Regions from separate parts of the Homo sapiens genome. Here region 2 is linked to region 1. A link is a loop called in an ENCODE intact Hi-C map of the cell type or tissue named here. Cell type or tissue: GM12878. All regions are shown on one strand. Links, peaks and the distances in the headings refer to the core of each region. The heading gives the core; the rest is flanking DNA. Region 1 overlaps MACROD2 (mono-ADP ribosylhydrolase 2). Region 2 overlaps MACROD2 (mono-ADP ribosylhydrolase 2).

The links. Hi-C counts contacts between places; a loop is a spot of excess contacts. Peaks named below come from ENCODE experiments on the same cell type or tissue, not always from the same donor. Only the 100,000 strongest peaks of a DNase experiment are listed, where the experiment ranks them.
Region 2: a loop joins it to region 1, with 2.0 times the contacts of the local background. A loop is called at or near these places in 3 of 110 quality-filtered maps.

What each region holds. Positions count from the first base shown.
Region 1 is chr20:15,229,729-15,245,552 of GRCh38, forward strand. It overlaps MACROD2 (mono-ADP ribosylhydrolase 2), which reads left to right. Exons shown (of 18, transcript NM_001351661.2): 6 at 212-333. Among named protein-coding and RNA genes, the nearest start is that of MACROD2-AS1, 310 kb to the left of the region's middle. In GM12878, for the core only: a CTCF peak has its summit at 7,247 (motif pointing left); a DNase peak (open chromatin) is centred at 7,233.
Region 2 is chr20:14,943,077-14,958,900 of GRCh38, forward strand. The region is part of intron 5 of MACROD2 (mono-ADP ribosylhydrolase 2); the gene reads left to right. Among named protein-coding and RNA genes, the nearest start is that of MACROD2-AS1, 21 kb to the left of the region's middle. In GM12878, for the core only: a CTCF peak has its summit at 5,545; a DNase peak (open chromatin) is centred at 8,231.

The DNA of each region.
Region 1 (15,824 bases), core at 4,000-11,999:
CAATTATCATTTTCCTGGGAAATTGCCTACTTTAGGAGGTTGTGCTACTTAAGATCTTCTACCAGAGAAATATTTGCGTCGCCAATGTATTGCTTAGCTTGCTTGTCTCCAGGCTCTAACACAAATACCTAAAATAAATAAAGTATTAATTATGTAAAAAAAGTGAAAAATACCTCGCTTATCCTCTTTTTCCTTCCTTTTGTATTTACAGATGTCATCCATACTGTAGGGCCAATAGCCAGGGGCCATATTAATGGTTCCCACAAGGAAGACCTTGCAAATTGCTATAAATCATCTCTGAAGCTCGTGAAAGAAAATAACATCCGATCAGTTGTAAGTAATTTTATGTTTTTTATTTCTCACTCTTTTTCAACCTTTATGCTTTAGTAATCTGTCTTGTCTAAAGAGAGGTAGGAAACCATTTCCAAACTTTTGAGAACTAAGTTTAAGGATCTTAGTAGCCGATTTGGTTATCATGACTCTAATCTTTGATGTGCTATAAATATTTGCTAAATTTTTCATGATGTTTCAGAATTTAAAACTATAAAACCTCAGAACTGGATTTATCTTATCTACTTTTTCCTCTTTATTTTGCCACTTACTTTCTTTTGGAGAAAGTAAATATTATGGTAGTGGCCAGCAGATTTAAAGAAGGAAAATAGCAAGTGCTGAGTTTGTTATGATAGCGCACATTTAATATATATTGGTTGTATGCTTGTGCATTCTGGAGCCATGTTTAATCTCTATGTACATGCATGAATGTGTGCATGCATTCTCATGCTAGTGTCAGACATGATTTATCTGCAGGAAATTACTCTGCGTATGTATTTTAACCTGAATGTTGTTATTCTTTTAGATTTATTTTACTCTTATTAAACTAATATTCTGTAGGTGGTAGCTGGGTATACCACAGCTCTTCTAAGTTTTATCAGTAGACAAAGGGAGTTCAGAAAATGTGGATCTAATCTATTTCCTTACCAGTAGGCTGAGATGAAAGGAATTCTCTTCTAGCTGGATTTGGAGGTATTTACTCACCTGCTTTTCTTTTGCAACATGTTCTACCTTTATTACATCTCAATTACACCAAGAAAATCAAACTATAGAAAAACACACTGTAAATATCTAATAATAAGTTAATTTGGCTGGAATCCCTTGGTTGTTCCCCCTCCCCCATATAGATTATAGCCTTGCTGAAATTGTGGGGCAGAAAAAATAGTTAAATGCTTGATTTCATAGCAGACTGAATAGATCAGCATTGCTTGATAGTTCACAGAGGTAGTGGTTTTATTATTTGCATGAAGAAATTTTGAGAAGCAGATACATTTAGGTAACCCTGGATGGTTGTTATGCTTTTTGTGCATGATTGTAATTATGAAGTGCATTTTTCAATGCAACATTGGTGATTCTGCTTGAAATAAGGAAACTTTTCATGACCTAATTATATAGCCCTTTTTAATCTTTGGATAATTATTAACAGAGCTGGATATTTTATTTCTCTCTTTGATTTTCTAAAATTTTGTTCGCAAATGGCTCAATACATAAGATCCTATTCTCTCTTAGAGGTGAAAGCTGAAGTTCAAAGAGAATGGAGCAAAGTATACCACAAGACCAGTTGGTTAATTTTGTTCTCTATAGGAAAATAAGAAAAATCAAAACAGGTATGCACATTTAGGGAATAATTAAAATTTTGTCAATATGGCTTATTGATTTAAAAAAGCAAAAGACTGAAGTGCTTGGAAAATGGATATGTAGAGAAGTTTCCAACTTGGAAAATATGGATTTTGAGGCCTGAAGAGAATTTGCTAGTGGAATCACTGGCATCTCTAATGACTTGTTTTTAAAAGCCAAGAAAAAGTAAGAAGTAAGAAGTTTGTTAGAAACAGTATAAAAATAACATTCAACCTTTTAATAGAGAAAGGAATCTCTAACTGTAATTATCTTAAAACAATCGTGTTACTCTATTTGCTACCATTAGGTAAGCAATGGAAGAATTATGGGCTAAGTTAACTTTTTAACAGATGGCATGCAGATGGGCTGAAGTAATGCTCCTGTAATACTCTAGTCATTCTTTGATAGGAATTAGATCTACCTTAACATCTTTGATGATTATTTTGAAGGGCCAATTACATATTACTTGAATGAAATTAGCAGGTAAGGCTGAACTGAATTCATCCCAATATTAGTAAATAAAAATGGAGATAGAAAATACACAAAATGTGGGAAGAAATGTCCAACGAAATTGATCATCATGTTTTGCATGGTAGACTACAGTTGCCATCAAATGTCTTGTCTCTTTTACACATAAAAAAGAAAAATATTTTTCTTTTCTTTCTCCCTCCTTCCCTTCCTTCCTTTCTTCCTTTCTTCCTTTTTTTGGAGTAAATGGGGCTCTCTTCTTTATATGGTGTGTCATGTTCTTGATCACCATTAAATAAATAATAATGCTAATCTCATCACATTCTGATTATGTAGAGGGAAATAGAAAACTTTCAGAAACATGATTATGACTGGATACATGTTTTATAGTATAGGCTTGTATTTTGTCAACTTATCACAATAGATGGTAGACATGGTTGATATAAAAAGCCTGGTTATTAGGATGAAAAATAAACTTAACTTGAACTCATTTATATACATGTCAAAAAGAATTTCTCATAAATCCTTTTATCAGAGTGGCTTAGTGTTTGCTTTGCCACTTATTACTGTGTGACTGTGGACAAGTAATGTCAACATTTTGTAACTTTGGTTTCCACTTATAAAGAATCAGTAAATTACTACTGTTATTGCAGACCTGTCCAACTCATGTGGCTGTTGTTATAGGGATCAGTCGGGATAATGTGTATAAGATAATTGGAGGAATGGAATTCTCTGAAAAGTATTTGACAATGTTACTTCAAATATAAGATGTTTTCACACCTCATGATTTGGCAATTTAAGGAAATATCACTTATTTCTTTGATATCTATTCTGAACACCAGAACTCTAGACATTTACCATGTAATTTCTTGATGTTTTTAAACAACAGGGAAATGTCCAGGAATAAATTAAATATTTGATAGGCACCACTTTTCTGCTAAGGTTAAACCAAAGGCTTTAGGATCACAGCACAGGATCCAACATATATATTCTTATTCTTATTTTACCAAAAGAATAGATTCTTCAAATATTTTTAATGGATGTAAGACAAGTAGTATGATAATTTATTTAATAAATATGAATAAGACCTACTGTGTACCCTGACGTTATCAGGTAACTTCCGTGACAAAGAGAGGATCTAGTGGTTGTTTTCTAACAAAATGTGACTCCATCTTATGACCACCTAGACAAATAAATGGACAAGATCATCATGTCCACTGTGTGATTTGAGAATACTCTGTAGTTCTCTTATCACTTTTAAATATCTTCCCAGAGATGCATGAAATTCCATAATTAATGAGTAATTTAGGATGTTAAGGCATTGTTCTTTCTCTGCAAATTTCCTTTAAAATGCAGATACTCATAAGATCAGTAGATAATTAATTTTCTAATACATTAATATGAAGAAATTTATCAAATTACTTTTCATGTTGACAGGATAAATTAGAGTATGATAAAAGTACTGAGCACCTTAGCCTGGGGGAGGAGAATTGGAGAAAGGTCTGAAAGGAGATGGAGAAAAACAGAAAAAAGAGTAGGGTATAAATAAATTTCACCTACCTCTCAGTTTTGCTAAGAGGAGATCATTCTTGAATAGTAGAGAGGGAAATGTTATAGTCATACATAATTATTTAGAAATAAGATACTGATTTGGGCGTAAGATGTGTTGTGGATAAAAATTTTTACCATGAAAAAATACTATATATTTTATTAACTTAGGGGAAAAAATTCATTACATTTCTGTTCTCCATGCATTGTTTGTAACAGCTGTTTTTTCATACCTATCCACATTTGCTTTAGGTGGTAAAGGAAAAAGATAAATTAATCAACAAATCAAATGGCTCATTTTACGATGGCATTTCTTTTATGAATGATGATTTAGTGCTTAATATCAGGAAATATTTAAATGTAAGATTTTAATCCTGATTCTCCTTCTAATCTTACCGTAAATCGTTTCAATTGAAAAAATATGACCAATCTTTCATGCCTCCTAGACCTAGTCTGTGCAAGTTTATTTCTTCCAAATATTATTCCTTATTCCAAATATTAAAGTCAGTTATTTTTATTTAACCATGAGTTACCCTTGGATCCAAAAAATTTATTTTTATATATATTTATTTATATATATATATATATATATATATATTCTTTTTTTTTTTTTTTTTTTTTTTTTTTTTTTTTTTTTGAGACGGAGTCTCGCTCTGTGGCCCAGGTGGGAGTGCAGTGGCGCAATCTCGGCTCACTGCAAGCTCCGCCTCCCAGGTTCACGCCATTCTCCTGCCTCAGCCTCCCGAGTAGCTGGGACTACAGGCGCCCGCTACCACGCCCGGCTAATTTTTTTGTATTTTTAGTAGAGACGGGGTTTCACCGTGTTAGCCAGGATGGTCTCGATCTCCTGACCTCGTGATCCGCCCGCCTCGGCCTCCCAAAGTGCTGGGATTACAAGCGTGAGCCACCGCGCCCGGCCTATATATATATATTCTTGACAACCTTGAGATTGTTGATTGCAAGATAGGCAAAATTTAAGGCACCATGAAGAGGATAATTAGCAGTACAAACTGGAAATTGGAGTGGGAATAAAAGAAAACTTTAAAAGAAGACCAGGGAGCCTACAGATTTTCTCTGTAAAACCTTGGGAAAGACAAAGATATAGCTGTCAAAAAAGAAAAAAGACCCAGGTTGAATCCCAGAAGTCTAATGCATATGACCTGAGGAATGCATAGTCAGACCAGTGAAATCAAGCATCTAAATTATGTTGATTTCTAGAACAACAGTATATCCTGAAACAATGAAAACTACACATATACATGATATCCTTGGCTATATATATCTAAAACATACTAACAGAAATCGTGTATATTGGTGAAAATCTTGGTGAAATCTCGGGGTGAGCGTAGGGGTGAAGACAAGAAAGAAAAATTTCTATTGAGCCAGGGCTGGAAAATGAAAATGCCTAATTTTGTATCCAATATCACCACGCACTGATGGAGAGGATACATAGATATTTTCTTATATATCATGCTGTCTTTATTCTTTTTGTTTGTGAGCACAGAAATATTTTGTAATGATTTTTATGTGTTTATCCTGACTTCTGTTTCCCTTCTTTTAACATCATGTTCATTTTTAAAAAACTAATCCATGTCATACAAAAAGTATCACAGCAATTTCTTCTTCTAGCACCAGTTAAAAGGCATAGATTTATATTTGTCAATCATATTAGGTATTTGAGAAAACTATTTTCACTGATGAAATACAATGCACCCTGTCTGACATTCTTTGAATGACAACGTGTAATAGAGTAGATGTTTTATTTTGAAAAAAACATAATCTGCATATAAGCCAGATTTTACTTAGGTTAAAAATTATTTTCCCATGAAAATAAATACTAATTGACATAGGAATTTAGTGATTTTATGTGATTATGGGCAGACTAAAACTTGTATGTTTGTTTAAGTGGTGTATGCTACCTGTGATTTCCACAAGCATCATGCTAGATGATTTTTTTGAATGAAAAAACATTGTAAATTTTTGTTAGTAGGAACCACCCAACTTCAATAGGGATCCCTCAGAGCTAACTGATGTTCCTTCCTTGAGTCATAGATCTTGAGAAGCAAGAGCTTCCAATGGGAAAGATGATGGGCCTGCAAATTCAGTACTACCTCTAGGCATTGTGGCAATCAAGCAATTTTGGAATTCTGCATTTAGTTGTTCCACTGTAGTGTAGGTTTTCATTTTAAGGCGTAGTCAAGTGAATCTTATTTTCTTATACAAGTTCCCTTCTGAGAGGGTTGCCATGGCAATGAGTTCTCAGCCTGAAATTCTTAAATGTTGGTTTTATTTCATTATCTGAGTTTCCATTACAGGCCACATCAATCAATGCAGTTCTCTATTCAAGAACACGTCTGCAGCCTTAAAAAGCTGACCCTTTCATTTGGTACCTCTGCTCCTCTGCCTAACTTGATGTCACCATTTCCCAGACAACTCTTCATCTCCAAGAACCCTCTTCTACAGGGCTGTCAATTTGATCTTTTCCAGTTTCCTTTTAGGCAATATCTAGTCTTGGTTCTCACCTGTCTCATTTTCTCATTTATAAAGGGTAATACCAAGTCTCTATGTCTTCCCTGGTTGGGTTTCTAACAGCTGTGTGACTAACAATACTATTAATAAGTAACAAGAACAAAGGCACTTTTGCATTTGTGCATCACTCTACAGTTTACAGCAGTGTATTCCTATACATCATCTCATTTATTTTTCAAATTCTCTAACTTGCTGCCACTGTTACTTTGATTTAGCCAGTGTGGGAAAAAGCTAACTCAAGACTTTTCCTTTCTTCTTTTCCCCTACATTCACGTTTCGTAAGATCTCCTCAGAGGGCACAGAGGTACACAGGTTATTGTTACTGGGAGTGACAAGTGACAGGACAGGCAGCAGAGTCGAGGAGGAGGGCGGGCATGGAATGATAGTAAATTCACAGGCTGTGCCTTGGAAACAGATAGTTATACAACCAAACCCACATTGACAGATCCTGCACAATTTGTGTCTTCTGGTGGCCACACCAGAGAGATGATTTGAGTTAGAGGGGTGAATGAGATCAATCATTGAGCCATGAAATATAGTAATAAGAATAGCAAATGTTTCTGAACTCCCACTTGGTGCCAGGCACTGTGTTTTAGTCATTAATTCTCAAAACAATCCTGAGTTAGAAAATGTGATTTCTTCCATCTTAGAGATGAGGAATATGCACCAGAAGGAAACTGCCTTCCCTGTGGCTCAATTCCTCATCCAAGGATATGAGCCAAAACCAAGGTGATGCATATCGTGATTCTGTTTCTCCACTAGCTAAGCATTATGTTGACGACCGTAACTCCATGCATTCTGTGGGCTATTACACTAACCTGCCATCTGTAGGTTGGACCTGTAACACTACTGGTCTTAGCTCAAGTGAATTAAGGTCTTACCTTGAACAAAAAGTTGAGGTGGGATTTAAACTGAGGTAGTCTAAATCTAGTGGCCTAAGCCACTGTGAAGTTCCTTTTTCTTTCCTCCATTATTATGTGCCTTTTTTTGTCTAAACCAGTGGTTCTCAGTGGGTGTAGCACTGCCCTCTAGGGACCATTTTGTGAGGGTGGTTTTGGGCAGTGACAACAACTAGGGAGTGCCACAAGCATTTTGTGGGCAGGGACAGGGATGTTGTGACATGTGGTCTGGCCAAGCCCACATGGGAAAACTGTCCCTCCTCCCACACAATGTTTTAACGTTTTGCCAGACAGTCATATAAGTGAAAACCTGTTTATAAACACCAAGATACATCAAAACAAAGCCTCTCTCTCTTTTTCACTGTATCCTGGACTATCATGAAAATTAAAGGAAGCTTGTACTTAGTTTGCTTAGAACTTTACCAAGAGTGCCTGAGAAAATTATGCTACAGATGGCCATGCCCAAGCAGCAGGAGAGTTTTTCACACCTGGTTGAGTCCACATTTAGAGAATTTTTTTTGTAGTGATTCTACGTAGTGAAGCAAACATCTTCCTTCTTCATTGCGTGTTCTAGTGTATTCATGCCCTTGTCTTTACATGTTGAAAATAGAATTTTACTATAAATACTTTCATTTTAAATCATTTTCATATCACACTTATGGCACTCTATTGATTTTTTTTAAATTGATGTGTTGTTTTCATTTGGCTTCCCTTGGGAACAGACCCTGAGCCAAGGTGTTGTGTGCACGTGCTTTCTATAGGAGGTGATGACAGGGAACAGCGCAGAGGAGTGGGGATGTGAGGAAGGGAAGAAAAAGCAGCCAGGAGGAGTGGGAGTGTTATAAGTTGGCAGTGTGGACAAGTGGGGCTCTGTCTTGCTGGGGAGCTCTCAGCAACCATGTAGAACATGCCTAGAAGTGGTCCCATCTGAGGGAGGAGAAAAGCTGGACTATTTTTTTTTTTTATCTTTCCCCCTTCATCAGCTGGCTGAGGACTGCTCCTGGGTCATTAACTTCCCAGCATTTCTTATCTGCCCGCTTGGGCAGGCAGAAGGAAAAAGCTCAGGCAGAGAGTGACAGCAAGGGTATTTGCTAGAAGATGCTGTGGATGGGCATGTGCTAGAATGATGAGAACTGGGCAGATATGGGTGGGGCACTGATGCCTGTTTCATGTGTGCAGATGAGTGTTAATATTGATAAATGTCATTTCTGCATAGCAAGGGGACTTTACAAAATATTTGTTATAAAAGGGTTTGCTGAGCCTGATAGAATTGAGAGCATTGGTTTAAGTTAAACAGAGTTTCTAATAGAGCAAAGCTACATTGAATATGCTAAACACAGGTTGCTCAAAGATTTTTATTCTTAAAGTTAGGCATCCAAATTATCTGCTTCTTTAAGCATAGTGTGATATAGATGTCATAAAAATGGTAATTGATGTGACTGGCCTTATATCCTATAGAATACATGGTCTTATGAAAGTGAATGTAATGCTTAGCTAATAGAAAAACAATATCACGTGTTGTGTCACCTTAGTTAAAGTTTTTTCAAGATCTCATAATCCTAACCTTTGATTCATCATGCAAATTACGGAAGAGTTGGCCACCCAAGGTTGAATGCATGTAAAGTTGTCCATCAATCAGAAGACACATATTAGAGGTGAGCAATTTAAGCAGGAGTCTACCTTTGATTTTATTCTAATATAAAGTTTCTTTCAAATTATGTGTTCTTTCAATGATTTGGGAAATATATTGTCATATATTTCCTTCAAAAATCTTACTTTAGGACCGTGATCAATTCTTTTTGTAAGAGTGTCTGAAACTTTTTGCTTTATTTCATCTACAATTTGAAAGAATTATTTTTAGTCACTTGTATATTCTGCAGATGTAAGTCTACTAGCAAGACCAAGAAAACTATGTTTAAAATGAAAGTATAAAACATCTCAATTTGGCTGGATTTGTCAACATAATTATTTTCTGTTCTTTTATCAGGCTAGGGAACATTCTCAGGAAAATCATTATTGGTTTCTACAACAGTGTCTTCCAGAGGAAATACTGGCCTAGCACACTGTCAAAGAGAGTATATTACAGTGAAATTTGTATAGAAACAGTAAAGAGATTTGCAATGCAAGCTTTCATCTTGAGTGCTTTATTTTTCCCTGACCTGAGCGGCAGTTATTAGATCACTGTATCATGAGGAAATAGTCAATTGAAGACACGGACCACAGAGTCCCAAGCCTGACATTAGGTTTGAACAATTGGGCAATTTTGGCATATATCTAGAGGGTTAATAGTATAGAGCAAAGGCAATGGCTTTAAACCAAACATTTTTTCTTGCAAATGTTCAGATTTTTTTTTTTTTTTTTGGAGAGCAATTGCAATGTATGGAATCTAAGCTATTCTTAAGGTGTTGAACTCAGAAACCAAAGGAGAAAGAACAAGTAAAAACAATAAAAAATTTAAAATAAAAACAAATCTGTCAGTGGAAAGAAAGCTTTCTTGACTTGTTTATGTACAATTCAATGGAGTTGCAAAGAGGATTTTTTTTAATGGAAAACATGTCACAGATTGGGTTCAAGCTGCACTTTAGCTATTTTTGTTTGTTTATTTTATACACACACAAACACATACCCTTCAAAACTGTGCAAAGTGAAATATTTGCTTTCCTGGATGTCTTATCAAAGTGGTATAGTTTGAATTTATAATTATGAATTAAGTTCAGCAGTATATTAAACACCTAGATTTCAGCCCATACGAGTAACTTTAGTGCAGTCTCTCCATCTCTTCTGAGCCCATGTTCTGAAAATTTCCCTGCTCCCAGTATACTAGCAGGTAAGCTATCCCGGAGGATGCACAACAGAAAAGCTTATAGACCAAATTAAGAGGCATGACTCACATTGACTCAAGGAGAAAGAAGCCAGGAGAAAGAAAGAAATAGGTTAACACACTTAGACTAGGTGACAAATGTGTGGAAGAACCTCATTTTCTGGTTATGCTGTGTTTGAATGCTCTCTTTACCATCTCTACCCTCTCAATGGTGATGTGGTTATGAGGACCATAGTTGAGGTTTGAACAAGGGAGCATGGCAGATGGTGAGTGCCTGGGGCCCACTACACACACTTGCTCTATCAGAAAGACAGGGGCAAGTGGGCCTGGCCGGTATCTCATCAGTTCATTGGTGAACAGCAGGGGGGTTTACCTCCATTTCTGTCAGAGAAGATGTAAGGCCAAATGAGACTATAATGAGTATCACCAATGGGAGGATAATTTGAGGATAACATTGCTGTCACTCTAGAGGTGACATGATTCATGCTTCTGACCTGTTCTTACCATTCTTTTCCATTTTGAAATGACAGTCTTGTTTGTTCCATCCTTTTTATCATATAGCATGTCTTAGAGGTTACTTAGTACTGCATTTAACACAATTCTATGAATCCTGCCTATATCTCAAAATCTGCTCGCTTAGTTATTATCAACACTTAACACGAGTTATATATCCCATTTGTTTTTATTTTCTTCTATAGAAGAATTGAATATTCTCAAATAATACAGCAAGCATATTACACTTTTTATAAGATGGGATGACAGCTAGGTGTGGTGGTGCACACCTAGAGTCCCAGCTACTCAGGAGGCTGAGACAGAAGGATCATTTGAGCCCACGAGTTAGTTATGATCGCACCACTGCACTACAGCCTCAGTGACAGAGTGAGACCCAGATACCCAGTCTAAAAAGAAAAGAAGAAGAAGAAAAAGGAAAATGGGATAACATATATCAGTAACTAATCATTTTAACTGGGTGATGGGCAGGTTCTATGTATGGACTGAATTGTGTCCCATCAAAATTCATACATTAAATCTCTAACCCCCAATGTGATGGTATATAGAGATGGGACCTTTGGGAGGTGATTAGACTTAAATGAGTTGATAAGGATGGGGCCCTGAAGATGGAATTACTGCTGTGATAATAAGAGACACCAGAGGCCTTGCTTCCCCTGACTCTTGGCTTCTCAAGGATACAGCTAGAAGGCAGCCTTCTGAAAGACAGGAAGAGAGCCCTCACAGGGGAACAGAATTGTCCAGAACCTTGTTCTTGTTCTTTCCAACCTCCAGAACTGTGAGAAATAATAAATTCCTGTTGTTTAAGCCTCCTGGCCTATGGTATTTTGTATGGCATCCAGAGCTGATTAATGCAGTGAGTATGCAGGCATTCATTATACTATTCTCTCTGTTTGTGTATGTTTGAAATTTTCCGTAACAAAGCAAACTTAAATGTTTAAATATATAAAAGAGAATGATAGATTATAACAGTATGTACTTCCTAGGATTATTGTGAGGCTATAAAGAAGGAATATTTGTAAAGTTCTCAGTAGATTACATAGCTTATTAAAAATAATTTACCTGACAGATATGTTTTAAGCAACTATTATGTTTCAATCACTGGTCAAAGTACTTGAGATATAGCTGCCCTTGTGGAGCTTACATTCTACTGATAGCAGTTTTCATTATTGTTAATAGATGGTTTCACATCATTTCTAGATGCTGTGACATTCATTATTATTACATTCTTGGGCAATTATCTCATTACCATTGCATTTTTTTCTTATTTTTGTGATTTCTGAATCTTTAAAAAGCTAAGAAGGTGATAGAACTGAGTAGAGATCCAGCAAGTGGCAATTCTATGAAATAGTAATAATATAACCCTCAGTTAACATACATCCATACAAACAGACAACTATGTAACCAGGCCTGTATTACTGAAGATCATGTTTTATTGGGCAGTATGGTGAATCAATCAGGACGCTGTCTTGCAGAACAAGTGAAACATACCACTACATAAAGTCTTCAAAACAATGAAAATCCAGAAACAGCTTCTCAAGCATTTGATGTTTTTCAATGTAAAAAAATAGATATTTAGGGTATTTCTCTCAAAAAAAAAAAAAAAAAAAGGAATAGCTCAAATCTATGCTAAATACTTTAAATTCCTTGGGCTATTTGGCTACCCTAGGGAAACAAGGACTCATAGAAATTGTGGTCAGAAGCATGAATAAGGAATAGGTGACATGTTCTGTTGCTCACAATAGAACCAATTCTCCATTAGGTTCAGGCTTTATTTTTTTTCCTTCAACAAAATGCAATTAGATTCTCCAAGGCATGTATTAAATATGAAAGAACAGACACTGACTTTGTAGTGGAGAAACCCAGCAGATACCACCATAATCAAGTGATCAAGATTAAGATAATCAGTAATGAGATATGTCAACATTATGAACCTCTTGGTATAATGGATCAAGAAAGACACTACATCACTGCTATGGTATTCTTGCCATAGCCACAGTCCAGTCATAACCATAGTCTAATCATGAGAAACTATAGGCGGACCTCCAAAGAGGGACATTCAACAAAATAGGTAATTAATACTCTTCACAACTGTCAAAATCATAAAAGAAAATGAAAAGCTAGGTTTATTCTTCTCATATTGTTATGGCATATTACATTAATTGTTTTTCAAGTGTTAAACCAGCCATACATTCCTGAGATAAATCCCATTTAGTTGTGTCATGTAATTCATAATCATTTTTATATGCTGTTGGATTATTTTTTATATAATAAGTGTTTGAGAATTTCTGCATCTATATTCATAAGAGATACTGGTCTTCAGTTTGCCTTTATTGTGATGTCTTTGTTTTTGGTGTTATAGAATAACTTCAGAAGTGTTATCTCTTCTTCTATTTTTTGAGAGAGTTTGTGAAGCATTGGTATTCTTTAAATGTTTAGGAGTAGATTTAATAATTTTTAAGCTATCGTAAGAAAACATTTATTTAGTTCATATTTGTGGTATCTAATAAATGACCAAGAAACAGGATCTAGTAGTATATTTTTAAAAATGTAAAAATTAGAAATTCATAGCACATGCATTTTGGTTTTTAAATTAAAAATATTTGCTTACAGGTTTTATTATTTCACAGCTACTTTGCCAAGTTTTCAGGTTGTCTTTCTCAGGAACCACTCTGGGATGGAGGTTAATGTGCAGGACGCTAATATGGAAATGTTTTTGCAATCAATATCTGCAGAAGGGAAGAAGGAAACAGAATTGGGCAGAGGGAGAAGTCACGTGATGATGCAATGTTTATGGAGCATCTGGTGACCCTACTGGGAGCTCTAAAGCTGAGATGATTGTTTCAAAATGGTTCCAAGTTGGTGTGAGGAGTCTAGACCTGTACATTCTGAGACAACCAGTTATTAATGCAGGCTGCACCCAGGAACGAATGTGATCTTGGAATAAGTAGCTCCTCTCAGTCAAGGGTAATTTCTGGAGAGGGCTGACAGCTGAGGGCTGTCTTCTGGCAACATCCCTTGAAGCTGGGGCACTGTCCTGCACAGAGTCTGGGTGGTGCATCACAGCACGAACTGGGATTCTTAAACTGAGCATGATCCTGCTCCAATGCCCAATGTATTTGACAGTTATGTATTCTCTCTTGGATATGGTTTAAAATTTAACAGCTCTAGGAAAATAAGAACTGAGGCAAAATACCTTGCTTCAAGTGATGAAAAGGGTAATAGGCTGAGTATTCTGTATTTACTGGTCAGAGCAGAGTCATTTTGATCTACATGCACACAGTAGAATCGAAGGAAACAGTCCTCATTTTTCTTGGTTATCTGGCTCATTTGCAGGAATAACACACACACATACACACACACACAGGTCAATATATGTGGATCTTAAATAAATATGCAGTGGGGCCAACTTGTAGTGGTTTATGAGAACTGATTGTTAAAATGTCAAGAATTCTGTGAGCTGGCCGGGCACGGTGGCTCACGCCTGTAATCCCAGCACTTTGGGAGGCCGAGGCGGGCAAATCACGAGGTCAGGAGATCGAGACCATCCTGGCTAACACGGTGAAACCCTGTCTCTACTAAAAATACAAAAAAAAAAAAGAAAATTAGCGGGGCGTAGTGGCGGGTGCCTGTAGTCCCAGCTACTGGGGAGGCTGAGGCAGGAGAATGGCGTGAATCTGGGAGATGGAGCTTGCAGTGAGCCAAGATTACGCCACTGCACTCCAGCCTGGGCGACAGAGCGAGACTCCATCTCAAAAACAAAAAAAAGAAAGAAAATTTTGTGAGCTGATTATTAAAACACAGGCTTTATTAAAAATTAAATTTTATAAACTCACAATTTAATAAGTTATATTAAATATGAAGATAATAAGTACTCAATACACAGCAATTCCTAATTACTATATTTTACTATTACCTATGCCCTTTGGTTTATTTATGTCTATTATATTTATATGGTGGAAATAGTATATAATGGTGAATTTCTTTGCATCCTTTCCAATTCTATGTTCAGTGACATCATATAGATAGTATAAAATTTTCCATGTTGGGGCTATTTACATGGCAGAAACCAACAAATGCTAAAAATCAGGGCTTGATGTACTATTTTGCTGGTTAATGAGACTTAAGAAATCTTGTCAGTGCTATAAATATTAGAGAAAAAGTACACTAGCCATAGTAAGGTGATCATATTATTACTCATCTAATAGCAACACCAAAGCAAAATCTGCTAATTTCATGCATAAGTGATGGTTTTTGTACCTGGACAGCAGGGATACCAGGGGAAGGCTGTCAGCTGCCTAGTTTGGGTCTGGAGACATGGAAGACTTTGAGGTGGGGAGTGCCAGTTGGTTTGAGGCCCCCCTGCACCCCAGATTGCTGTTTTTTATGGTTGAATAGGCAGACACTTCTTTCCCTCTCACTACTGCAAGTGTATCATTCCAGAAGGTATGGTTTGGCCAAAAGGCATAGTATTCCTAAAGAAAGGAGTTCCAATAGCTTTTCTCTGCTAAAAGATCTCAGGGTCTGATTTTATTTTGATATTAAGAATTTTACCTAACTAAACCCTAGTACAACATTTTTTTAAATTATGGGTAATTAAAAACTTCCATATTTTAAACAGTAGTAAAGGCACACTCTGCAAACATTTCTGTCTGCATTACCTAAAATTTAATGGATCAGGCAAATGATACAAATTAGGCACACATTTGCCAATATTTTTAATTAGCCTACTGGTTTACCTGCATACATTTGTTACTGTAAGTTATTACTTATAAGAGTTACTTCAAATTCAAGATCAGCAGAACTCTCCATAAAATTATATACCTGTGGCACTATCACCAAAATATAACATCATAGACTTGTCATAAATAATTCAGAGATTTGTTGTAACCATTCAACATGGTAGTGTTAATGTGAGACATGGAGAATTAGCATTTGAAATGGATAATTCCATATTTATTTCATGCCTTCATTTATTTTACACATTTAACTGCTTTGGTTTAAATGGAAGGAGAATCCTTTCTCAAAATTCAATCTCAGCTGTCTTCTTTTCAGGTTAATGGTTGATTTCTTTCAAATTACAAATCTTGGTTCAACATAAGGATGATGACATATTGCAGAAATACCTTTCTATTGCTTGAAATGAGAAAATGTATTTACTTATTTTCTGTGACAAGTGAGGGGGATGCTGTTATGGCACTCAAAATGTATTTATGGTATTTCTATTAGAAAAAAAATCTCAGGAACTAATTATGAGGCAAGGCACTGGCAATTCTATTGTTGTATTCAAATAACTGTGTGGCAACTTTTCCAATTTTGACAAATTTGGCTTAAATAATAATTCAATGATGCCCCTCAAGTTTCAAATACAGACAGTCCCT
Region 2 (15,824 bases), core at 3,815-11,814, 290 kb before region 1:
ACCTTTTGCATGCTAATCACTGATATTCTGAACTGACAGTTGAAAAGTGTTCAAGTGTGAGTCAAAGGCAGACTTGAATTGAAAGACTTTGTCTGCACCAACTAGTTGTTGAATTTTGACCAGATATTTGCGAAGTGTAGAGAGACAGGGTTGCAGGCAACTGATGAGACAGTGTTATCATAAGTGAGAGAATAATTAGAAGAGACTTTAAGTATGTTAAATGTCTACATTTAAGCAAGTTGAGCAACATACCTTTTTTATTTAAGTTTTATAGTACAGATTTTTTTTTTTCATTTTTTACCTAGTGAATTTTCTTCCAGGTCAATGGACAGATAGAAAAAGCAAGGCTTTTTAATTTTTTAAAATTTTGTTTACATGCTATTTTTACTTTAAAGTTTATTAAGTCTAATTAATTGTCTCATAATAATGGTTGATATATTGCTTCCCAACCAGAGCTATCCTTTGTCAAGATGTATTTTATTTCTACTGTAGTTTTAATTTCTGCTTTTTACAATAATGGTTGGAGTTAAGAGCATTTGACTGATTCCCCCTAAACAAAGTAAATTTTATGTTAGGACCATCTTCTTATATAGTAAACATGCACAGACAGTTTTGGAAAGGATTATTTAATCTTCATGGAGGATTAACATTTAAATACCAATAGTAGATTATGCTTCTTGATTTGTTTAAAGGTATCTACCACTGAATGTTTTCTCCTGCATGTTCCTGACTTTCTATAAGACCCCAGATAGTATCGTTCAGTCAGAAGTTGTAGATCTCTCAGAGTTCATGTATTTCATTAATTCAAGTTGCTTTGATGATGCCTACTTTTGTTACAAGAGGATATGTTTCTTTTTATTGTTGTCTTAAGGTTATCACCATTCAGTAATTTTACTATCATATGGTAAAATCTGACCTTCCGGTGCTCTTCCCTATGAATTTTAACAGTCGTATACATTTCTGTAATTAGTCACTATCACAATCAGAATATAGAACAGTTTTATCATTCCCCAAAACACTTTTGTGCTATCCCTTTATTTACACCTGCTCTCCTTACCCCTAACTCCTGAGAAGGTATTTTTGTGATGTTAAAATATAAAGAAGAATGAGAAAGTGGAAGAGGAAGAAGAAGAAGGAGCAGGAAGAAGAAAGGAAGGGAGAGGAGGGCTGGGGAAGGCAAGGAGAGTGAAGAAAGGAAAACTGGGCGTGCAACCCAGTGAAATGTTCATTGAATTCTTATCAAAGATTGTATGTGTTACCTGGGACAGTATCTTCAACACATTGCATTCTCCTTTCTTCATGTAAGAAGATGAAATTGTTCAAATGCTTTCTGCAGTCATTCTCTAAATTGGAAATTGTATACTGTGCCTTGAAAGTGGAATTATCCCCAATGATAACTTTTCTCATCCGGTACTGTCAGTACTAGGCTTGTCTGCTGTCAATTTGACATCATCCCATCTCTGGGATGCAATGAAAAGGAGAAACCAAGAAGCACATACCCCAGAGTCCTCTTTTCTTAATAGTTCTGATTCCAGATTCCCAGTGAAGGGAATGCGTACAGGATCTGGGAGGCAGAAGAGAAGTGGAGTCTGTTGCAGCTGAATGTGTGGGCAGATGTGGGATTCCTGGTGGCTTGAGAACCACTCACTTCACTGCTGCAGACAGTAATCACTGGTGGGATCTTTCCAGGGAATTTCCAGGACACCTTGCCCATAAGCCACTGAGAACCACCAGTCTGGTGTTGCTCTAGGATGAGGTTTCTGGGTCTGCCTTCTCACCCTTCTGCCTGCCCGTCCCACAACTTCCACCATGACTTTTCTGTCCTTTATCCACTCTGGCTCACCTATCATTTGTGGAAACGCCAATTCCTGCATTCAACTTGCTATTTCTGGTGTCTCTTCAAGTGACTTGGTTTTCCTGCACAAATCCAGCCTACTAAACCATGATTTAAAGAAAAGTTTAGTATTTGTGGCCAGCGTTTAAAAATTGGAAGATTTCTCTTTGAAGTCCTAATGGCTACTTTTCTTTTCTTTCTTTCTTTTTTTTTTCTTTTTTTTGGAGACTGAGTCTCGCTCTACTGCCCAGGCTGGAGTGCAGTGGGCCTGATCTTGGCTCACTGCAACCTCTGCCTCCCAGGTTCAAGCGATTCTCCTGCCTCAGCCTCCCAAGTAGCTGGGATTTAATAGAGCTGGGTTTTCATCATATTTGCCAGGCTGGTCCTGAACTCCTGACCTCAAATAATCTGCCCGTCTTGGCCTCCCAAAGTGCTGCTGGGATTTCAGGTATGAGCCACCATGCCTGGCCAACTTTTCCTTTGAGAAATCAAGTCAGGAAACACTGGACCAGCATTCTGGACTGAAGACAGGGGCGTCAAGGTTACAAGTGGCTGTCACCTTAGTAAGGGTGTGATTGTCCACTTCACCAGCCAGCCCACTTCATTGTATCATCTTCTTGGACCTTGCAGCCTTTACATTTGGGTACCTTCCTTGCTAAATAACATCACCTTAGTCTTATTTATTAAAGGATTACCAATTGCAAAGCTGTTTTCTAGGAACTCCTGGGTATATGGAGATGTGTAAGAAGAACCGAATGCTTTTAAAGAGCTTGGGGGAATGAACTGCGGGAGACAAAAGCAAGCATGTGACTGTCCTGTGATAGCAAAGTACTTGCATGGAATGATCCCTTAAAGGAGGGTGAGAAAATAAAATGAGAAAATAAACTTAGTAGCTCACTATTTGGGTATTTTTGTATACTCACATAGAGTTTTATGGTGGCCTCACTTGTTATTGATACTCTAATTATTGTTGATGAAATTTATCTGCATTTTAGTAAGAATTTCATATAATGCAGGCTGTGTGAAGTGGCTTATGCCTGTAATCCTAGCACTTTGGGAGGCCGAGGTGGGTGGATCACCTGAGGTCAAGAGTTCGACACCAGCCTGGCCAACATGGTGAAACCCTGTCTCTACTAAAATTAGCCGGGCATATTGGCGAGTGCCTGTAATCCCAGCTACTGGGGAGGCTGAGGCACGAGAACTGCTTGAGCCCAGGAGGTGGAGGTTGCAGCGAGCCAAGATTGTGCCATTGCACTCCAGCCTGGGTGACAAGAACAAAACTCTGTCTCAAAAAAAAAAAAATTGTATAAACTGGAAACTCAGTGAATGTTGTGGAATAAATGCAAATTAATCTTTTTCCAAGTAAGCAAATTCTCAAAGTATGTTTCTTTAGAATATTTTTTGTTGATCACTATCTATCTAGTTCTATCACATATCTGTATCTAAATACCAATAATATATGGATTTTAAAGAAGATGATATATATCAGAAAAAATTACACTTAAAATTTTTCCAATATGTTGTATTTAAATAAAATACAAGGGGCATTATCAGGTTAATTAATTGCAGATAAAAGTAAATATAGATATATATGAGCCTTTTTCTTTCTTTTTTTTACTTTTACTCTGCTTGGTGTTGCATAAATATGATAGCATATAATTTTTGATGCAGGATTTTTTCACTTTATGTTGAGATGTTTTGTATGCTGAAATAAAAATATGAGAATAAGCAATAATTATTGTAAGGTCAGCATCTGTTGATTTTCTTTTCCTCCAGGTAAAAATAGACATTAGTTTATCAGTTTAGAGAAAAGAACACAGGTGCTTCCTAGTGGCAGGCACCTAGCACACTCCAAGTAGGAATTCATAGATATGCCTTTTTAAAGTTTATTTCTTTTAATTCACTTTCATTCCACGTGATTTATTTTTTGTGGAGGGAAGAAGTAGATTCAATTTTGTATTCTCCCCCAATGGCTGATGAAAGTATGGACAATGTGTATTTTGCTATGCATGTGAGGTGTATGTGTGCATGTACAACACATACACATATATATTTTGGTGGAGACACAAAGGACATTTATTTGGGCAACTCCAAACCTGTTTAAGTTTGATCCCTTCCAGATGGCCGGATACCTGGCTGTCGGATCCTTGGCTCAGCCCATTTCTTATCTCCCAAATATCCCTTTGTGCTTCTCTGAGAATACGGCATATCTTAGAGCTGGATGAGTTTCCTGTTAGGACAGCTCACAGATTCGCCGAGCAAGCTGGGGACAGTCAAAGTTGTCTTACAGAAAAGGCTCACATCTTTTAACAAATGTACGTCTTTGAAAAGTGCATTTTGCTCTATAACAATGTTTCTGGCTTTGTTATAGAGGCAGAACAGCAAAGTGAAGTGATTCAGAACATTGGGAAGACCAGCATGATTCCATTTCTGACTCCGGCATTGGCCACAGGCCCTTGTGTATGCTCTGCAAACTAGCTGAGCCTCAGTTTACCTTCCATACACGGGGGCACCAGCAGTACCTACCTCACAAGGGTGTTGTAAAGAATAAATGTGATAATTCAAGTAAAGGCTTTAGCAAGATGATTGGTTCATAATAAGTGGTAAACACATGGTAACTAATAGTAATAATATTGGTGCTAAGGCATTTGTGCTAAGACAGTGGGGCTCAAATTTGAGTGTGCATCAGAGTCACCTAGAGGGCTTATTAAAACACAGATGGCCTACCCCCCACCCTGCAGAGTTCTGACTCAGGAAATCTGGATTTTGCATTTCTAGCAAGCTCCCAGGGAATGCTAATGCTGCTGGCCCTAAAACTGCAGAATGACCACTGACCTAAGGCATTCAGACTCCAGACTATTTCTTGGGGCAGGTGAGGACTGCAGTTTGGTCATGGATCAGAGTGAAGGATCAGATGTGGGATTACATCCTTCAACCTTGGGCAATGCTTCTACAGCCACGATCCTGGTAGCTCAATGCTGGCCCAGTGTTTATCAAGTACAACAAAAATAGGAAGTCCTGTATTTGCTTACATCTACCATTCAACAACTCACAAAAACTTTCTATCTTGTTTTTCACATCCTTAACTTTCAAGGAGCAGCTCCCTCGCCTGCTCCAGAGCAAGTATTTCCCCTCCAAGGCATCAGAGGACTGTCATCAGCTGCCTCAATTCTGCCTTCCTTTGGCACAGAGCAAGTATCACATCCTCTGTGCCCCCACCAGCTGATTGCAGCTCCTTTGAGGAGTGGAGATTTTATTTCACTCTGGCTCCTTTTCAGGAGAGAATCCTCTTCCCTGGATTTTGTCAGAGGAGGGTTTTGGGTAAGCTAAGCAGGCCATGCACAAATACTTGATGGGAGTGGGGAATGGCTGTGAACCAAATATTTTCATTTCTTCACACTTAACTGAAACAGCTGCCTTCACCTTGGTGACTCATATTCTAATCAAATCCTTAACTAGCTGTGGACCCTCATCAAATACCATTTGCTTATTTTGGCTTTAACAGTGGGTGGCATCTATCACTTACTGATTGTGACAGACCACTGCTGAGTTCTTCACCTGCAACATTTCCTTTTATCTTTCCTAGGAGTCTATGGCCTGAGAAGTGAGGTGGCAAAGATGCTCATACAGCAACTCTAACTGTTTCCAGCCGTTCTAATGCCAACACAGACCCATCTGTCTTCTGGTCTTTTGCTGGTGCCCTCTGTCTACCAAACCTGTGGTACTGCAAGCTCTAAAATAGGCCTCCCTGGGCCAAGAGCAGGGTAAAGAATTACAGAGAATCAGTGGTGGGGCAGAAACAGGGTAGGTGGCAGACAGAAGACAATGAGTAACGTACCTAAGGAAAATTTTAGGAGACAAAGGCTATGTCAAGTGCCTAGCCTAATACAGGACTTTCGCTAAGTAACAAAACTAGGGTTTGAAGCCTGGATCATCTGAATCAAATTATAATCATGCCAATGGAGCATCCCTGCCTTTTAGGAGCCTGCAAAACAGGTTGACATTATCACAAAGCAAATTGTGTGTATAATCAGTATTGTCCTTACACGTATATGAGTAGATAGAACTATTCAGGTGGGGAAGTGTTCTCTCCTCCATTCTGAGATATTCTGAAATGAAAGGTTAATAGTCAGTTATTTTTGGAAAATATGTACACTTTTCACTTCGATATCCACTCAGCAATAAGTACAACCATCAGAATTATGCTTTAGCGATTTGGCTTTTCTCTGCCCCCAGCCATACATTTAACCAAGACCAAAATGTTCACTTTAGTTTCAGAAAGATTTTTTTTCTTTGTAGAACAAAAATGCAAGTGACCTAAAAAGGGAATTGACTTTTAAAAATAATCTTCGTATATCTAAGTTTGAAATGTTTAACTCTAAAGTTCAGCATAGGAATGATACATTATCATTTAGTGTAAGAAATTCATCTTTAAAATAAGTGTGTTATTTTAGCAATTGCAAAGCTTTATCTTTCTGAAGAACAAATTCTCCCCTTCAGAGGCAGGGTTTTAGTATTAAATTGCCTATAAATGTTCAAATGTGACTTGCAGGTCAAAAATCACAGTTTAAGTGGATTTGATGGATTTTCAGACATAGTTTATAATGTGATTTCAGGTCACTACTTGTTCCAATTGAAACATCAAGCTAACAGTTAATAAAAAGTAATGCAGACGCTTGTCCAATCTGATTGCCTGGTGAATTAGGCTCCTTTTGGAAAATATTCTCATACTCATGGAAGCAAACATGAACTGGCTCATTGACGCATTCATGGTTTTCTTTCCATATGTTTGAGTGCCTGCTATGTGACAAGCATTGTGCTTCAAAGATGTTTATATTTTAATTTTGCACTTTGGCACAAGACTGATATAATGGGCATCATTGTTGAGAGTGTCTGTCATTTGACCAGCACTTAATGTATCTTATCTCTAAGCTGTACATCAACCCTATTATATTTTTATTATTATTTCCACTTCATCTTTGTTTAACTGAAGCTCAAAGAAACCAAAAAACTTGATGAACATCACCGAGTTAGTCTGTGGTCAAGTTGTGATTTCAGCTCAAGTGCATGTCAGGGCAAATACAATATTTTTTTTAGACTATGTGTGCACTTATTGTCCCTTCTTGACCATCTCTAGGGTTGTCTATGCTGTCACCTCAGCTGATCACTTGGCAGTAAGAGACATACTGGCTGCTAGTGTTTTAACTTCTGAAAAATCTAATTCTTGAAAACGTGGGGCCAGGTTGAAGAGACAGGGTCTGATTAAGGCAGATGGCTTCTAGGATGTGTGCCATACTGGCTGAGTTATATCATTCTAGGCTACTAGAATGGTTCATCCTGGGGTTTTCAGACTCATGCTGTCTTGCAGACACTGGTTGTTCATTAGGGACCACATTATACATCTCAGGTTCAAGAGAGATGACTCTTCCACAGATCTCTTCTATTGTGGGACGTGGAAGTCTTGCCTGGGTCTAAGGGAATGACCAAATTAGAATAGCAGGATTGAGAAGAAACAATTAAATCTATGGTGTCATGGGACTTGGCAGGACGTAAACATAGGAATTCTAGAATATTTTATCAAAGTAAGAATAACCTCTGTAAGGACAAGGACCTGGTCTCACCAATGAACCGGCAAGAACTAGAGACATAGGCAAGCCCACATTAGGTATTATTTTGTTTTGTTAGGTTTGTTGCTTCAGAGGGAGATTCAAGCTTGGTGCACAGAAACTTCAGGGAAATAATATCCTAGTTTCAAGCTTATTCCTGGACTGCATCTTGGACTTCAGGGTCTCCATTGAAGAGAATACATGAAACTTTGGGAGAGTAGGCCTCTGACATTCTTAGAGTTATTTCCTGGGCCTCTGAGATGTTGCAGGGCTTGTTTTAGGGAGAATGTTTTAGTGAAAAGACTTGAGGTCAGGATGACCTGCTGTGACAATCTTCAAACTTAGGAGTCGTTAAAAGGCTTCTTTGTTGCTTGGTTGGTTGAGGACTTACTGGCCTATGGGATCTGGCTTTTTATGCAAAATCACTAGGGAATTGCAAATTTAGAATTAGAAGGGGGAGATACTTCAAGTGTATCTTCTTTCAGTACTGAGCTTAATATGTAGAGAACCAAGGCAGCCCACTCACTACCAACAAACATCAGATTTCTCTCTTGCCTCAGTCAGTCAGTTGGGAATGAGTCTTGAGGAAATGGATTGGGGGATTGAGGGTTAGAGCCATGGTTTACTGCAGTGGTGTGTAGTGTTCATGAATAGGCCAGCCCTGAATGTATGGTTTCTGTTTAGAAGTTTGTGAGTAGGTATCAGATCCCCATACATAACACTAGTGAAGCTGAGGAACAAAAAATCCAGTTCTTACAGAACTGGGGTATCAAGTAGGTAACTGGCCATGGATGTAAATGCAGGAAGCTGGTTATGAGTAAGCCAAGTACACAGCAAGACTTGTGTTTTACTCAAGCATGGTGACTAGATCCCATCTCAAGCACCTCCTTTGATCAATGAGTAATGGCTTCTCAGAGCACTCTATTGAGAAGTATTCTGAGGCTCCGTATCAGCTAAGTGAGAAAGGATGCTGTGCTTGATTAATAATGTCTGTCATAGTCATGAAGTAAGAGAGGAGTGGTGGCACCTGTACCACATATTTGTTATCCCTATTAAGCTTTGGAGGCACTGCTGTAGGACTCCGAGGGCATCACTGGCCCCAGAGACTGGACAAAATGAACCCAGATAATGTGAATAAAGTAACCCAGCAACCCACTTCTCCGTTGCAGCTGTTTCAAACTATTCCTGTATTTTTCAAGCTCATGAAACTCTGACAATCCTCCATGCTTAAAAGATAACCCCTTTGGCTTTCCTGAAAGGAAGGAAGCCATGTGTCATGAGTTACCCTGTGTCCCTGCCTCCATCACTCAGTGTCTCTTATCTTCCCCCATCTTTCCTCCCGTGTTTTTCCATGACAGAGGATAAAGTGTCCTCCCTCCCCTTCAGGGCAGCTTCTCCATTTTTTTTTTTTTTTTCCAGAGCTTATTACTCATCACTTAAAATAGCTGTTGTGGGGAAATAAGGTTTGCTTGGAAATGCATTCCTGATCCCAAGAGGCCTCTCCCATACCATCCTGCCCTCCCCTGTGACTGTAACTTACCAGTGGGCATGATTTTCACAAATTACTATTTTTCTTTGTTTCAAGTTAATTTTGCTCTGTCATCAAGCTATCAGATTACAGCTCTAATTCTAACTAATTGTGCATGGAATTTGCATGATTTTGTAAAATACAGACAAAGGAAAGTGGAAATTCGGCTTCCTGGTTCCCACCCCTTGCTGAGCATGTCTCACATAGGCCTGATGCTGTTTAATTACATGAGTTGGAGTTCATGGTCAAGTGTAAAGAATGTGGGTATAATGTTGCCATCTAATAGTTCAAAGGAAATACAGCTTAGATCTGTTATTAAAATTGTGTTCTGATGTATTTGAAGTGTTAACATCTATGCTGAGAACGAGGTCTTGAATATTATATTTTCAGTTTATATTTGAAGTTGAGATTTTGGATTGTGTTTACGTTTTCTGAACTTGCTTTCTTCCTTAGTTGACCTTATGCAGGGAACAACTTATTAATATTTAAGTACTAATCCCAGTACTGCCTTCCATCAAAAGCAACCCACATATCTCATTAGCAACTCACATTAGTATTGATTAAAAAATTTTCTTGCTTACTTTTATAATCTTTATTTAGCTGAGTTGTACAGTATTTGTGATATTTCTATCATCATATATCATCAGTGGAAATATATTTTTTTCATATTTTATATGTATACATGCATTAGTTTTTATACTGTAAGTTGCTCACCTGAAAGTGGTTTTTAAAAATCATAAGTATTCACAAAGAGGGAAGTAAAAGGTTCAATATCTAAAATCATCCTTTTTAAAGGAACATGACATTCTCCTAAAACAATAGAAAGTATACTCATTGCATATTTCTTTAAGACAGGGAAAAGGAAACAGTTCTGTTTTTTAAAGATGTGGAGAGAGACAGGGAGCAAGAAAGAACAGAGCCAAAAACTACTTCTATTTTTAAGAAAAGAGGGAGAAATTGAATATGCTTTTTACAAGGAGAAGACACAGTATACAGTGGTATGTGTCAGACTTTCAGTAAAAGCAAGCTTCTTTACTCATATCTAATAAATAATAGACCAGAAAAAAAAGGGCCTGGTCATCTTATTTTATAATGAAATGATAAAATGCAGATAAACTGAACCTCTGAGTCAAAAATGTATTGGGTTCAAAGGCCATTTTTAGGATAGCTTTGACCTTTCCATAAAGTGTGAAAGGTTCCTGTCTCCCATAAAGTTGTGACCTTAAAGAGCAAGATGTATTCATTGTGTTTTTAATTTTTTATTTATTTATTTATGTTTGAGACAGGAGTCTCTCTCTGTCGCCCAGGTTGGAGTGCAGTGGTGTGATCTCGGCTCACTGCAAACTCCGCCTCCTGGGTTCACGCCATTCTCCTGTCTCAGCCTACCGAGTAGCTGGGACTACAGGCGCCTGCCACCACGCCCAGCTAATTTTTTGTATTTTTGGTAGAGATGGGGTTTCACGTGTTAGCCAGGATGGTCTCGATCTCCTGACCTCATGGTCCGCCCACCTCGGCCTCCCAAAGTTCAGGGATTACAGGCGTAAGCCACCGTGCCCGGCCTCATTGTTTAAAAAAGTTATAAAAGAAATAGAGAGTGCTCTGACCCATCAGATGTGTAGTTGTGGTGTCTGTCACACAGAATTCTGTCAAGAAAATAGCTAGCGAGTCTTGAACATAAGGCATTCTGAGGCCAACATCCCCTTTTGATTTCTAAAGGACTTATTGTTACTTCTGGTTTTACAAATTGCAAATTAGGGTCTTAAAAATTTTAGTATTTGATGTTAGTTCACTGAACTCTCTTGTCAGCCAATTCATAAGGAGAATTTACTGCCTACCATGTATCTGACAATGAAATGGAGAACCGGTAGAAACAGCCCTTAGTCTCAGTGTTGAGATGAGTGAGTGTTCATTTAGAATGCATTTCACCAGTACTTCTTCAGTTTGATTGTTAACCCATTTGGTTTCTAAGTCTTAGGAGATATGCAAATGCTGAAGTCCTCAATGTTCTAATGCGGTAAATAGATTTTTTTTTCTTTGTTGTTATGTGAGACACCTTAAGTATAGATTGGTGTTAAAACAAGTTTATAATAATGCTATTGATGTGTAAAAACAAGCTTTCTAAATGAAAATCAATACCTGGGACAGCTTATAAACTATTCTTCATAATCCCTTTGGGTGGAATTCACAGAGTGGTTGTTTCTTTTTGGTTTAAATGCTAAATCTGGCCATCTTTGGTTATCAAATGGAATTTGATGATCCAAAATGTATTTACCACATTTGTTGGATCTACTTATGAATCTTTGGAAAAACTAATTGTAGTAAAATGGGAAAAGGCTGGGACTTGTCATCTGGGTGAACCTGAACACGGTAAAACCTCCCTGTAGAAAACCTAATATTTGTAATCTGTAAAATGGAATTGAAATTATATATATATTTAAATATATAAATTATATATAATTATTATTATATAATTAATATTATATAATTATATATAATATAAATTATAAATAAATTATAAATATATAAATGTATAAATTATAAATTATATATAATAATTATATAGTTATTATATATAATTTATATAAATACAAATATATAATATATATAATTTAGGTAAATATACATATAATATATTTATATTTATATAAAATTATAAATAAATTATAAATATATAAATGTATAAATATATAAATTATAAATTATAAATATATAAATAAATTTTATATAACATAAATTATAAATATATAAATATATAAATAAATTTTATATAATATAAATTATAAATATATTATATATAATTTATATTATATGTAATTAAATATATTATATAATTATTTAATTATATATTATATATAATTTATATTTTATATAATTAAATATATTATATATTTAATTATATAAGTATATTATATATAATTTATATTTTATATAATTAAATATATTAAATATATTATATATTTATATTTATATTATATATTATATATTTATATTATATATAATTTATATTATATATAATTAAATATATTAAATATTTAATGTATTAAATATATTAAATATAATTTATATTATATATAACTTATATATTATAATTTATAAATTATATTATATGTACTTTATATAATTTATATAATATAATATATAATTTATATAATATATCATTTACATAATATAATTTATATAATATATAATTTTTATTATATATAATTTATATAATATAATATAATTTTTATTATATATAGTTTATATAATATAATATAATTTTTATTATATATAATTTATATAACATATACTATATAATTTTTATTATATATATGCTGTATATAACTATAGTTATAATTTCCATCAGTTTTGCCCTTCTCTTCTTCTCCATGTTTAATGTTCCATGGTCTACACACCTCATTGCCCTCCACACAAGTTAGTGTTATCGTATATTGCGATATGTCTGCCATCAAGTGTGTATTCATGATATATCCAAGGTAGAAGGCATGTTTTTCTTTTTCCAGGCCTGTGTGGCCAAGAAGCATTTCTGAATCATGTGAATTCATTCTGCAACCTCATCTACCAGTGTTCACCCTTCCCCCACTACTGCCCTGAAATTTCACCATTTTAAGTTTATTGCTTTTTGTCTTGTAGTTTCTAACTCTGCGACCAGCGCTCCCCCACCCCCAGCCCTGCAACTGCAATGCATTATGATTTCTTTTAAATTTGTTTCAATGCCTGAGCTTGGGGCCCCAAAACTATAGACTGGACTCTTACAGAGCTGAAGGAGAGAGGGGGAAGCGAAGGAGTTCATCTGGGATAAATAAAAGAAAGGAATGTCAGGGAAGGAGAAGGACCCACAATCACTATCTCACAGATTTACGTGGATGTTTTACAATGAGATTAACCATATTTAGAATCCTAGACATTTTATTTTTGCAATCAGTTTTTCTGAAAAGAAAGAATTCTTACTGTTTAGCTGAAATACAGCTTTTAGCTGTTTTTTTTTTTTGTAATTCAGTAACTTATGTGATGTTTTTATTGATTTCCATTATCTCTCATTGTTTTTAACCTAGTACTAAATGGAAAACCTAGGCTAGCATTTATTTGTACAACTTAGTGCATGGTTTAAGGAAAAAGGGGAAAAAAGCCTTGTTTACTTGCCCTATAACCTAGTGCTTACCTCTGAGGTTTATTTAACATGGCAGGTGGTGACGAACTGCAGCTTATGACATCTCTTGCAATGTAATTCACCACTCAATGACGAATGCTTCTGACAAATGGAAACCTGGTATTATTCTAAAACAGAAAAAAGATCAATATCATTTGGATATGGGATAGTAAAAATGGCTTCTCTAAACACGTGAAATAAATTAGCCCTTTAAGGTGAGACCATATTATAAGTGGCAAAGATAAAATAGAGTGGAATTTTTGTTTTCCTTAGAATTTTTTTCTTGTCAGTTGTCAGAGTAAATTAATACTCTTAGAAGCAGTCCTATTACCATGCCACCCTGTGCTGTTGTTTTTTTAGTAGTTTGCATTGTTAGTGCTAATTAAAAAACTATCTTGGAAGTTAATTGGGGGTGATACTAGTTAGTTGTGACTGAGGACATAACCATGTTAATTATCGATTGTAGGTCAGACAAAGGGCTAGGCTTTTCTACCTCTTGAATCTTAACTAAGGTCATGAGTAAGTTGTTTTTAAATCATAAAATTTTAGTGTTAGACAATTGCTAGAGGACAAGCGTAACTTCACATTTAATTAGGGGGCAGTTGGAGATGTTAGTGGTGTGTTGTTGGGCAGTTGCCACACGCTTCTGATGATGTAGTAAATCAGCAGTGAAATTAGGTGAGACTCACTACATGAATACACGTTTATGTAACAGTTTTTCTCAGACTTCGGTCACATGCCACCTTCAAGATATTTCCTGCCTGCACCATTACTTATTTGATATTTTCCTCTAAGCTAATTACAGTGTTACTTTATTTGTACTTATCTTTGACAATAAGCAATAATACTCATAAATTCAGAGACTGATTTTTTAAAATTATACATTAAAAACACATTATCAATGATTTTTTTTAGTATATGTGCTGCTGAAGTGAGCACACAATTTTTTTTTAATTTAGCTTTTTTAATGTAAAAAAGAACTTGGACCACTTTTAAATACCTCACATTTTAGGATACATTTATATGATCTATATATATGCCATTCATTTTCATAATTTCTTAGTTTTTTTTGTAGTTTTAGAAACATTGATTTTCCCCACATTTGTGGAAATTGGAACTGTGTTTATGTATATGTAATACTGAAAAGGAGACGAAAAGAAAACACGTTTCACAGAGTTACTTCTTGGTCTGTTCTGGAATTATAATAGCGAGTACTAATAAGAACAGGCACACTTTGGGACATTGTATGGAAGAGGCTTCTAGTGGCAAAGTGATGAGAGGCAGAGCTGGGAGCAGGACCAGTTCACCAGCCACAGCCCATTCCAGAGAGTCATAGATGGCAAAATAGCAGCTCTAATCGATTGGTAATGGCTGATGGCTGTTTCTGTTGAGAACTCTGAGGCTTAGTCTGGGCTCAGCAGGGAGGAGTGCAGTGCTGATAGTGATGTCTGACCCAGGCTGGAAATAGGCAGGAATAGCGAGAATGCCAGGGATTTGCCATGTCTCTACTGTGGGACAGAACCAGTGTGTAGCACTTCTCTGGGTATCGTTTTACATAGAAATAAATGTATTTTAAATTGTTTTGTTTTTGGAGCATTGGATTTGTCATCTACTTAATATCTCCATCCTTGTTATTTTTTACTTTGGTGTGTAATTTTATTGTACTATGCATCTAATATCAATCATCATAAAAGTTTTATTTTTCAATTACTTTTTTATAATAGAAGTTATATTGGCTCATCCTTTGCTTTTCTCTGACCATATTCTATTAGGTTGGTGCAAAAATAATTGCGGTTTTTGCCAACCTAATAATATCCACTCTTGTCTAGTGCTATTTGCAAGGCTTATCCAGCCTCAAACTGAATTCCACAAAGTGGTTTTGGACTAACTAGACCTCTCTGGAGTCTCTTGTTGAAGTTGAAGTTGAATTCACTCACTTATATTTGTCTGTTTCTAATGTGTATGTATTACCTTCTGTATTTCCACACTCACATCAGTCAGAATGCAAAGGATGCAACAAATTTATGTGGTATTAATCAGTATTTTTCTATAAATGACATCAGAAATGTAAGCGGATGGTTTATAAATAACTAGGACTATCTTTTAAGAGTGGGAGCTTCTTGACATTGGCTCAGGACAATTTCCAGAAAGGTCCAGATTTTCAAACATACAAATAAGAATGTTTCCTTTCCGTTCAGATTTCTTCTTCTTGTCCTGCTTCCAGAGATAGATGAGAAGACAAAGGGTTGAACTGGCAGATTCTACTCTAGTTTAAATGGGGGCACCAAGATTTGCATTTTTAAAACAAGTCCTGGCACTCCCATCCAGGCTTATTCCTGTCCAAGGGCCAAGGTTGTTTTCTTTGGCACTGCATTCACCCTTAGAGCTTCTGGAAGATCCGCTGATTAGCCCGGTTCTACTCTTGCATGTTCCCCATGTCCAGATTCTATCCCTCAGGTACCCCAAATCAGTATGTAACCTATTCCTAATCAGAAATCTCAAGCTTTGCCCTGTAGGCCATTTCTCCTGATTTTTCCATGCTCATTCTAAACAGCAGTAGTTCTCACATTTAAGCATGCATCAGAGTCACCTATAGGGCTTGTTAAAACACAGATAACTGGGCCCCACCCTTAGATTTCAGATCAGGTAGGCTTGGGGTGGGGCTTGAAAATTTGCATTTCTAACACACTCCCAGGTTGTTGATGC